2 separate regions of the Homo sapiens genome follow, and region 2 is linked to region 1. A link is a loop called in an ENCODE intact Hi-C map of the cell type or tissue named here. Cell type or tissue: Caco-2. All regions are shown on one strand. Links, peaks and the distances in the headings refer to the core of each region. The heading gives the core; the rest is flanking DNA. Region 1 overlaps WASL (WASP like actin nucleation promoting factor). Region 2 has its middle 8.9 kb from the start of SPAM1.

What was found. Hi-C counts contacts between places; a loop is a spot of excess contacts. Peaks named below come from ENCODE experiments on the same cell type or tissue, not always from the same donor. Only the 100,000 strongest peaks of a DNase experiment are listed, where the experiment ranks them.
Region 2: a loop joins it to region 1, with 3 times the contacts of the local background. A loop is called at or near these places in 3 of 110 quality-filtered maps.

Annotation. Positions count from the first base shown.
Region 1 is chr7:123,681,016-123,685,424 of GRCh38, forward strand. It overlaps WASL (WASP like actin nucleation promoting factor), which reads right to left. Exons shown (of 11, transcript NM_003941.4): 11 at 928-3,565. The coding sequence ends at 3,504. Among named protein-coding and RNA genes, the nearest start is that of LMOD2, 27 kb to the left of the region's middle. In Caco-2, for the core only: a CTCF peak has its summit at 1,813 (motif pointing right); no DNase peak of the experiment used is centred there.
Region 2 is chr7:123,914,106-123,918,514 of GRCh38, forward strand. No RefSeq gene overlaps it. Among named protein-coding and RNA genes, the nearest start is that of SPAM1, 8.9 kb to the right of the region's middle. In Caco-2, for the core only: a CTCF peak has its summit at 2,544; a DNase peak (open chromatin) is centred at 2,426.

The DNA of each region.
Region 1 (4,409 bases), core at 173-4,172:
AAAGTTTTTTTTTTAATCCATGAATAAATGACCAAGAGATTATAAAGAATGCTGTGTTTTGGAGGTGAGATGTGACAATGTCAATAAATGTGGAAGGTAAATTTCCCAACTTTTCCATACAGGCTTTTCTATTGTACTATAAATAAGCCTTATCTCTATATTTGTCCTTTAGGAACTCCGTTTCTAAAACAAGAGTTATCTCGGGAATCCCCTCTGTTGATTAGATAAAAATGACCTGACAGAAACAATTCTTAGGCATCTTTAAAAAATTATTTTAAAAGTCTAATATATTCTTAAGTGTTCACATTTGTACAACAGAAACAACTTTTTAATAGAACGTATTACTCTTGAAATGGTTGTTAAATTTGGCCAAAGCTCTTAAAAGGAATTTTGTAGCATCCTACACTCTGAATTCCGCAACTCAGTTTAATCTTCAGACACCCACTTGTGCCAGGGTCAGTGAAACAGAAAATTCTATCTATCAAAAACAGAGTTTACCGTTTAAAATGAGCACCCTCTTTGATATCATTTATTAAAAGCTACTTATGTCCCATACAAACTGCTATATTTGGCATTTATTGAAACTACCAATAAACTCCAATATCATTCTGATTTAGAAAACTTCAACATTTCTGGTATGTGGAAGAGTTCCAAACAGTTTGACCTTGCAATGTCAATGCTCTGTGAACGACAGCAGTGGCTTCTAGGGGAGCTGCTGAGCAGCTGTCATGTTTCCCAACAGAACAGGGTGCAACATTCTTCTGCTCACCATGTTTATTTAATGGCACACTCTAACTCTCAGGGCATGCAGTCTGCTGAAAACATCAACCATTATCATTGATCGCTCTGTACCCTTCACTATACAGTTTAAAAATTTTAAACCTATTTTACTCTCTTAACAATAAACACATGAAACACATTATTTTATTCTATTTGGGTCAAATTAATTTTATTATGCTCCATGATGAATTGCCACCAGTGCAACATCCTATTCACTATACATTTCAAAAAAAGAATTCACATACTAAACAAAATTTCAGTTGTCTGAAAATGAAATGATTGAAAGTCTTTATGAATCTCATACATACAATATGTGGCTAGCTGAAATTGTCTATCACGTAGCATTTAGATATAAAAAGCCTCATGCTAGTTTGTTAAATGCAAAGGCTACCAGACGACCATTTAGCTGGAGAATATACGGAAGGCTTTCAGACAACGCACAGGTATAGTGCTGCTCACAGTGCAGGATGGTAGAGGACTGAAACATGCAACCTTACACCTTACTTGGTAAAGCAGATTTAGTCTTCATGCCTGGACTGAACTCCACAGCTGCTGTGTTTCAACCAACAGTAATTTAGACTTTTTGTAACAACAACCAATGTCTTTTTCTTCTTTAAGAAAAAAAGAATAAATTAATTACCTTTGGCAAATTATATATCCATTTTACATGTTTAAAATTGTGCTTTGAACTCGAAGAATGGGTACTCTCTGCTGAGAGAAGTTCCTGATAAATATATATTATACCAAAGTCAGCTGGAAAATCTAGAATTTCTTGGCCACAAGTTAAGAGAGATCTTAAATTGGCATTACCCTGAAGACATTTCTAGGAAATTTAAAATGTTTTTTATATTGTCAAAAAGAAAAAATTTTTTCAATTAACATTACTTAAAATAATTATAATGTTCCATTTAACTTTTGTACAAACTCCTGATTTTATTGGTTAGTAGTTGTCCAGCCTCATCTGCACCAGATTGACTGAGCTCAAGCCACAATAAAAATGATAGTAAGTAGAAAAAGGTTTCTAGCAGCAGAGGGCACTGTTGTTGCAAGAAACAAAAAGTCTAGAATCTTTCCCATGTGCTTAAATTACTCTTGCAAGAAAGATAACATTCTTTGAATAACTTAAGTATTTTACTGCACCACTTACTGCTTTCAGCAACAAAACCTTTTAAATTATTTCTTATGATAACTAGATGCATGATCACTAGAGATTATGTAATAAATGGTTAAAATTCAAGCCACATCTTGCAGGTCCAGCCTGTCAAGATCTGCCAATACGAGATTTTGGTTGGTACAATTCTAGATAGCGTAATTTTTAGTTGGATATTGTGACTATAGTAATGAAATACATTTGGAACTACATTATGCATATTACTCAATGTGAGAAAAATATGTTTGTATTTAAATCAGATAATTTTCTACCTAAAATTTAAAGTAGGTAGGTATGATAATTAGCATTATAAATATGAAACAACCACCTTTAGGCAGATTAGTGTAGTGTAGAGAGGCAAAGAAACCCTAATTTTAACACACCATTTAGTATGCATAACAAATGTGCAGGTTGTAAAGTTTTATCTTTAAAAAAAAAAAATCTATCATTCAGTTATCTGTTCCAAGAACTCTGACATTGGGACCACCAATCTTTTAAGAAAAATGTAACTCTTCACATGCTATTTGACAAAAACCCTCAAAAGTTATCCAAATCAATGCATGTTCGGTTCCGTGTTTTAGCGCACACCTTTGCCAACTAGATTACATTTTTATGGTTGGTATTTCTGAACACCTCAATCCACACAAAGTGCAAAATAAAAATGCTAAAATTCTACAGTATTTTAGTACTATTCTGATTTGTATAGTTTTTTTAACCAAATATTGGAGTTACCATAATATTACCTCAGTTCATGTAGAATGAAAACTACTCCCTAAATCCCTGAAACTCCAACTTAAATTTTGTTTCAGAGTAATACCAAAAAAATTTTCAAAAATTTTGCTAAAAAGAGCCTGTCACATTTGCTACAGCATAAAAATAACCCCAGTCAATAACAAGTATTTAAGGGCTCCTTATGATCCCAGTCTGCAAATACCACTGCTATACCAATAACAGGCAGTATTACTGTAAGAGGTGTGTTAATCGTCTTCCCCACTAGTATCTCTGTAGTGATTTTATGTAGAGCATATTGCTAAAATTTGAGAAACTACATCGGTGTAGTGATGTCTACAGAACTGTGCAATGTATCAGCTTCAACATTCATATGTAGCATTGTATTCAAAATAAAGGGGCTAAAGAAACTAAGGTCTGCATCACTTAAAAAAGAATGTAGTGCTATACTAGATTTTTTTTTAAGAAAATTTAGGTACAGAAAAAGTAGGGTATGAAAATAGTGTTTTCCTTCTGGCATTATAAGTAAATTACATTAAGGTTTTTGTCAGTCTCACATATAGTATTTAAACTCCCTTGTTGATGGAATGAAAAATATTCACAAATCAAGTGAGCATCCTGGTGTAAACTTGCACACAATAACAGGGAGTAGCTTTGTAGAGGATTACGACAAACCTTTACAGATTAAATGAGGTATTGCACAGATTAAAAAAAAGCAAAAAAGGCAACAAAAATATACAGCAAATTGGTAGAACATTTACATGATAATTTTACAGAATCCACAGACAGAAAGTAGTGTTTAGTATTTCACCTTAAAAATATATATATATATATAATATATAGATCAGTCTTCCCACTCATCATCATCCTCAAAATCTTCTTCATCATCTTCATCTTCATCTTCATCTACAAGAAAATCAAGACAATTAAAACATATGCATAAATAAAATGACATTACATAATTCTTGGGTGGTTTCTCCAATTATTTAACTCCTGAAACACAGATAATGTGACTCCCAGAAGAATCTAGTTACTAAAACAGTTTAAAGTGAATCTAAAGAAATATATCTATAGAGTATGATAGTAAACTAAAGATTAAAACAGGGCTTAGAAGACAATGGTTCTAGTTCCTTAATATCTATGTGACAAATTTCAACCTGTTAATGTATAAAATCATCTGGGTTGACCTTTCTGTCACAAATCCAACTACCTTCTTGTACTCTTCATATGGATTCTCAAACTCAAAACTTCTAACTTTTATTTCCTTCCCCAATCTTCTTTTCCTGCTCCATCCTGGTCTGCTGCTCCATCTCAATAAATGGCATCACCATCCTGTCACATAATCAGGCCAAAAACCTAGAAATTATTATTACTTCCTCCTTTTTCACGATCCAATTATCAAGCCTGCTCTTTTTCACCTCTTTCACTGCTACTCTCCACACCACCATCACATCCTGCTTGGATTATTGCAACTCTAGAGTCTATTTGACTCAGAGCAAATGGAGTGATATTATTTAAATTTCAAGTTTAAAAAATATGTTGCTACCCTTCTTAAAGTCCTCCTGTGGCTACCACTGCTATTTGAATGAAATCTGATGCTACCTCCCTCCATAAGACCCTACATGATTTGTCCAGTTATTGTCTCTCTCTCTCCCCAAACTTCTCTCATATGTACTCTCCCTTCAAGTCACTCTCTCTAGTAAGATGGTCTCCTTTCTGTCCCTTAAACTCACCAATCTTATTCTGGCTT
Region 2 (4,409 bases), core at 192-4,191, 230 kb after region 1:
TCTTGCCTCAGCCCCCAATCTGGGGATTTATTTAGCATATTGCTTAATTTTAATTTATAGTTTTATTTAAAAATCAAATTTTGTCTTGTTCCATAGTTATTTTTTATATGTGTTCTAACAACCCAACAATACTCAAGCGTGAGAAGAATGTCATTCATCTTGTTTGTCTCCTGCCCAAAGAGTTGCACTTAACCAACGCTCTAATAAATATTTGTTTAATGAATAGAAGACCAATCAGTTTAATTCAACAAACATTGTGAAGAATTGACTGTGTATGTGGAATATATTTGGTACTGTGAAGGTTGCAATGATTAATAAGATTTCTTCTCTAAAGGATTCTATCATCATGTAAAAAGGCAGGTAATTCAAAGTAGAGTATTATGACAAGTTCTATAAAAGAAGTATGAGTGAAATACAATGTGAGCAGAGGTGAAAGGGTGATTAATTTTTTTAAATGTAAGTTTAGGAACTGATTTATAGGAAATGGAAGGGAATGGGCTGGGTGCAGTGGCTCACGCCTGTAATCCCAGCATTTTGGGAGGCTGAGGTGGGCGGATCACGAGGTCAGGAGTTCGAGACCAGCCTGACCAACATGGTGAAACCCCGTCTCTAATAAAAATACAAAAATTAGCCGGCGTGGTGGTGCATGCCTGTAATCCCAGCTACTCAGGAGGCTGAGGCAGGAGAATCACTTGAACCCTGGAGGCAGAGGTTGCAGTGAGCCTAGATTGTGCCACTGCACTCCAGCTTGGGTGACAGAGCGAGATTCTGTCTCAAAAAAAAAAAAAAAAAAAGAAAAAAAGAAAAGAAATGGAAGGGAAAATCCATGGTAGGTCATGTTGTTTTCATGTGAAGTTTTACATGATTGTATTTTTATTATTAAAGTTAGATAATCAGATATGATGTGATAGTTCATTTTGGTTTTTTAATATATTTGACATCCCTGAAAGAAAAGATAAAACAGTCCCATGACAATTACACATAGAAATATATAGTCTTAGAATATTACCTTCTGACAATTCAAATGTTAGAACATCAGTCTACCAATATCTGTTTCATAATAACATTTTTGCATATAATTATATAATCAGTTATGCCATTCTCCTGCCAATATGTTCCTATCTAGTGTTCTCTAAATATTTGTTGAATTCAAATGAAGTGATAAGCAGTGGTGAACTAGAACTAGTGACCACAAAATTTTTTTTGCTTTCTGGTGCCAGGCACAAGTATATTATTTACTAAGTTGTGATTTATCAGAAAGTAATATAGACTTGGCATGGACTTTTAAAAGTGTCTGACAAATATGATGTCAGGGAACATTTGGTGGTAATCTCCAACTGATGTGAATAGTTCAGCCATATGACTTACGTTTGACTTACGTTTTTCAAACCCAGGGGATAACAATTTCAATGTGACTACACTATCTTAGAAAGATACTGGCATTTACCAAGTCATTGCTTAAAACTTCTCCATGAGAAGGTCCAATGAAAGTCACATGAACATACATAAACTTCAGTTAAGAAAAACATCAACCCAAAAGTCACTGAGCTAAGCTACCTTTCATACTAAATGACCCTTCGTCATTGGACATTGGTAACCTGATGTGTTTATGCTGCTGATAGAAGCCACAGTGCCATAGCAATTACTGTTTCTAGTTGCCCTAGTACCAGACCGGATAAGCTCCATGTACCCTTCATGGAAGATTTTAGAAACCCACAGACTGTGCAAACTGTCTCTTCAAGTGTTAGAAAACATGTATTGAATTGATTTTTTCAGCTTGATATTTACCTTAGAAGATAAAAATTTTACTTCACAAGAAGATTAAGAAAGAAATAAAATTAAAAATGTATTTAGTGGAACCTATGTATTCTCCAAGAAGGTAATACTCTGAGATGCTAAAGAGTCAGTATCAGGGATTATTTTCTAGTTACACCAGAAATAGGGCAAGGATGTCCTTTATTATTAATAGTGCAAGACTAAATTCTGTGTTCCTTAACCAAAACCAAGTGTTCTCTTTTCAATCTGTTACCTCTTTTCATAGGCCCCCAAGATCTACATCTATAGTTACTGACTTGGCCTTCAACTTACTGAAAACTGACTTTCTCAATTACTTTGGTACCCTCAGACCTGACTATGAATATCCAGAAAGAGTTGAGGGAGAGAAGGAAACAATTATACTTGACTAATCATGAGTGACTAGGTTAGGGTGGACTAAATTTTCCTGACTGGGTGGATTCCTTCTGCTACGTAGTTTAATAATTAAGCACAAACAAGTAAGAAGAGATTTCCACATTAAAATCAAATGCTGAGTTTGAACTTCCCTATTCTTTCCTTTCATTGACCCTTGCCCCACCCCTTGTTAAGGGACACTTTAGTGCCCAGGCAGATCCCCGAAGTCCTCTTTTATTGTTTGTTGTAAATTCCTTTCCCCAGGTTCAGGGTGCTTCCCTTTCTCCCTCCCTCCCATTCAGTGTGGTTTTGCCTCTTGCAGTCCTTAATTGGATCCCCTGAATGATGAAGTTAAAGCTGCCCTCTAAAGGCCTTTACATAAAATTACACACTTTCTTGGCTTCATCTCCTTCTCTGTCCTACTTTTCTCATTCTCTTGAATTTTTTCCTGAGAAAACTTTCTTAATAAATCATTTGCACATGAAATCTCATCGAAGGATCTGCTCTTGGGGAAACTGACCTAAGTCCAATTTACTCTCCAAATATTTAGAAACAAATTGTATATAAAAAATAAAGGAGGTTACCTTTTGCGTGAAAATGGTATCATGGGCAAATCCAAATACAAACTAGAAAAACATATTTGGAACCTGTAACAAAGTATAATTTCTTCTGTTACATAAAGAGCTCTTAAGCAACCAATTCAAAATGACCGAAAATCAGCAAAGACAATATGAATGACTCAAATTTTCTGAAAATCAATTATGATTAAAATGACAATGAGATACCATTTTTACATTACTCTGGTTGACAAAGACTTTACAAAGTATTGCAATACAGTGTTTGCTTGAGTGTAAGAAAGTAAGTACTCAATTTTTGAAGGAAGTGCTAACTGGATGCAATCTCTTTAAGAGTCAGCATCATCTATTACACTATAAAATGGACCTTATATACCTTTTCAACCCTGATTGCTTTCTCTGTCATTAAAAAAAATTCTGCAATATCAGCTGTCGCCCTGAAATTGTTTATTACTTGTTTGTCTGTTTCCTCCCACTAGAACGCAGGCTCCATGAGAACAGGACTGGCTCCATGTGGCTTATTACAGTATCCTTTATGCCCAGGGTTTGGCATGGAATTAATTCTCCATTAACATTTGTTAAATTGCCACATCAATAAATTAAGTAGTTGGCACCTATGGCATAAGTTGAGATGCTCCATGACCCTAGAACATTTCCTCAATATCCTTCTGTAATATCTGACATTCTCACTTAGGCAATCAGTGAAAATATAGAGACAGTCTATTAAAATGCATTAACATGATTATGGTAATATATAATATAAATATATTTATATGCTTATGTAAGTATAAATATGTAATATAAGCTATTACAGCATGACAATCTGCATAGAAGTAAATTAGCTAAGGAACTGGAGCAAGAGAGAAGTACATTTTAACTGCGGTTTTGGGCCAGGAAAGATCGAATAATTTGGTAGAATGTAATTAATTGCTAACAAGTAATTTAATTAATTAACTTAATTTAATGGATGGATGCTAGACCTTGGCTATAGAGTGAGGAGTCTTACGTGGGTTGTAGAGATTATAGTCAAGAAGATTCCTAAAATTAAGATTCTTAAGTACAGAGGCGAAACCAGAATCAAAATCAAAGCAGGCCGAGTACTTGCAAGTGTACTACAGAGAAGCAAAAAAGCAGAGAAGTGAAAACACAGAGGAGAACTGAAGGCATCAGAACAGTCCGAGCACTGAGAAGCAGCAGGTTGCAGCAAACCCTGCGGCGCAGGCGCACGAGGGACGATGGGAAGTCCACGGCATTATTATTGCCGGATGAGGAAGGGAGGCAATGGAGGTACCAGCAGATTTAAATAGACATATGATAAAAATAATGGATATTCCCCAGTGTTGCCATTGGGAATATAGAAGGGGGCAGAGTTGAGGTGGGTAACAACCAACCTCCGTTCCTTCTGGTAACACCGTTTTCCATTGCTCAGGGGCGGCCAGGGCTGCCCTTGACTGTGGACGGCGACGCCACAGGAGACCGAGGGTCCTGGGCACAGATTGGTTTTAGCCAAACCTACGGTTTGAGTCCTTGGTTCCAGCCACACCCCTTGTGGCACTTTCTAGAATTTTCTCTCCCTCAGATTCTGAAACTTTATCTCTTTGAAGATGGCCAGAAACATCTCTCAAGCCAGCATTTCGATGGAACACATTTCTTGAACTGAAGAAC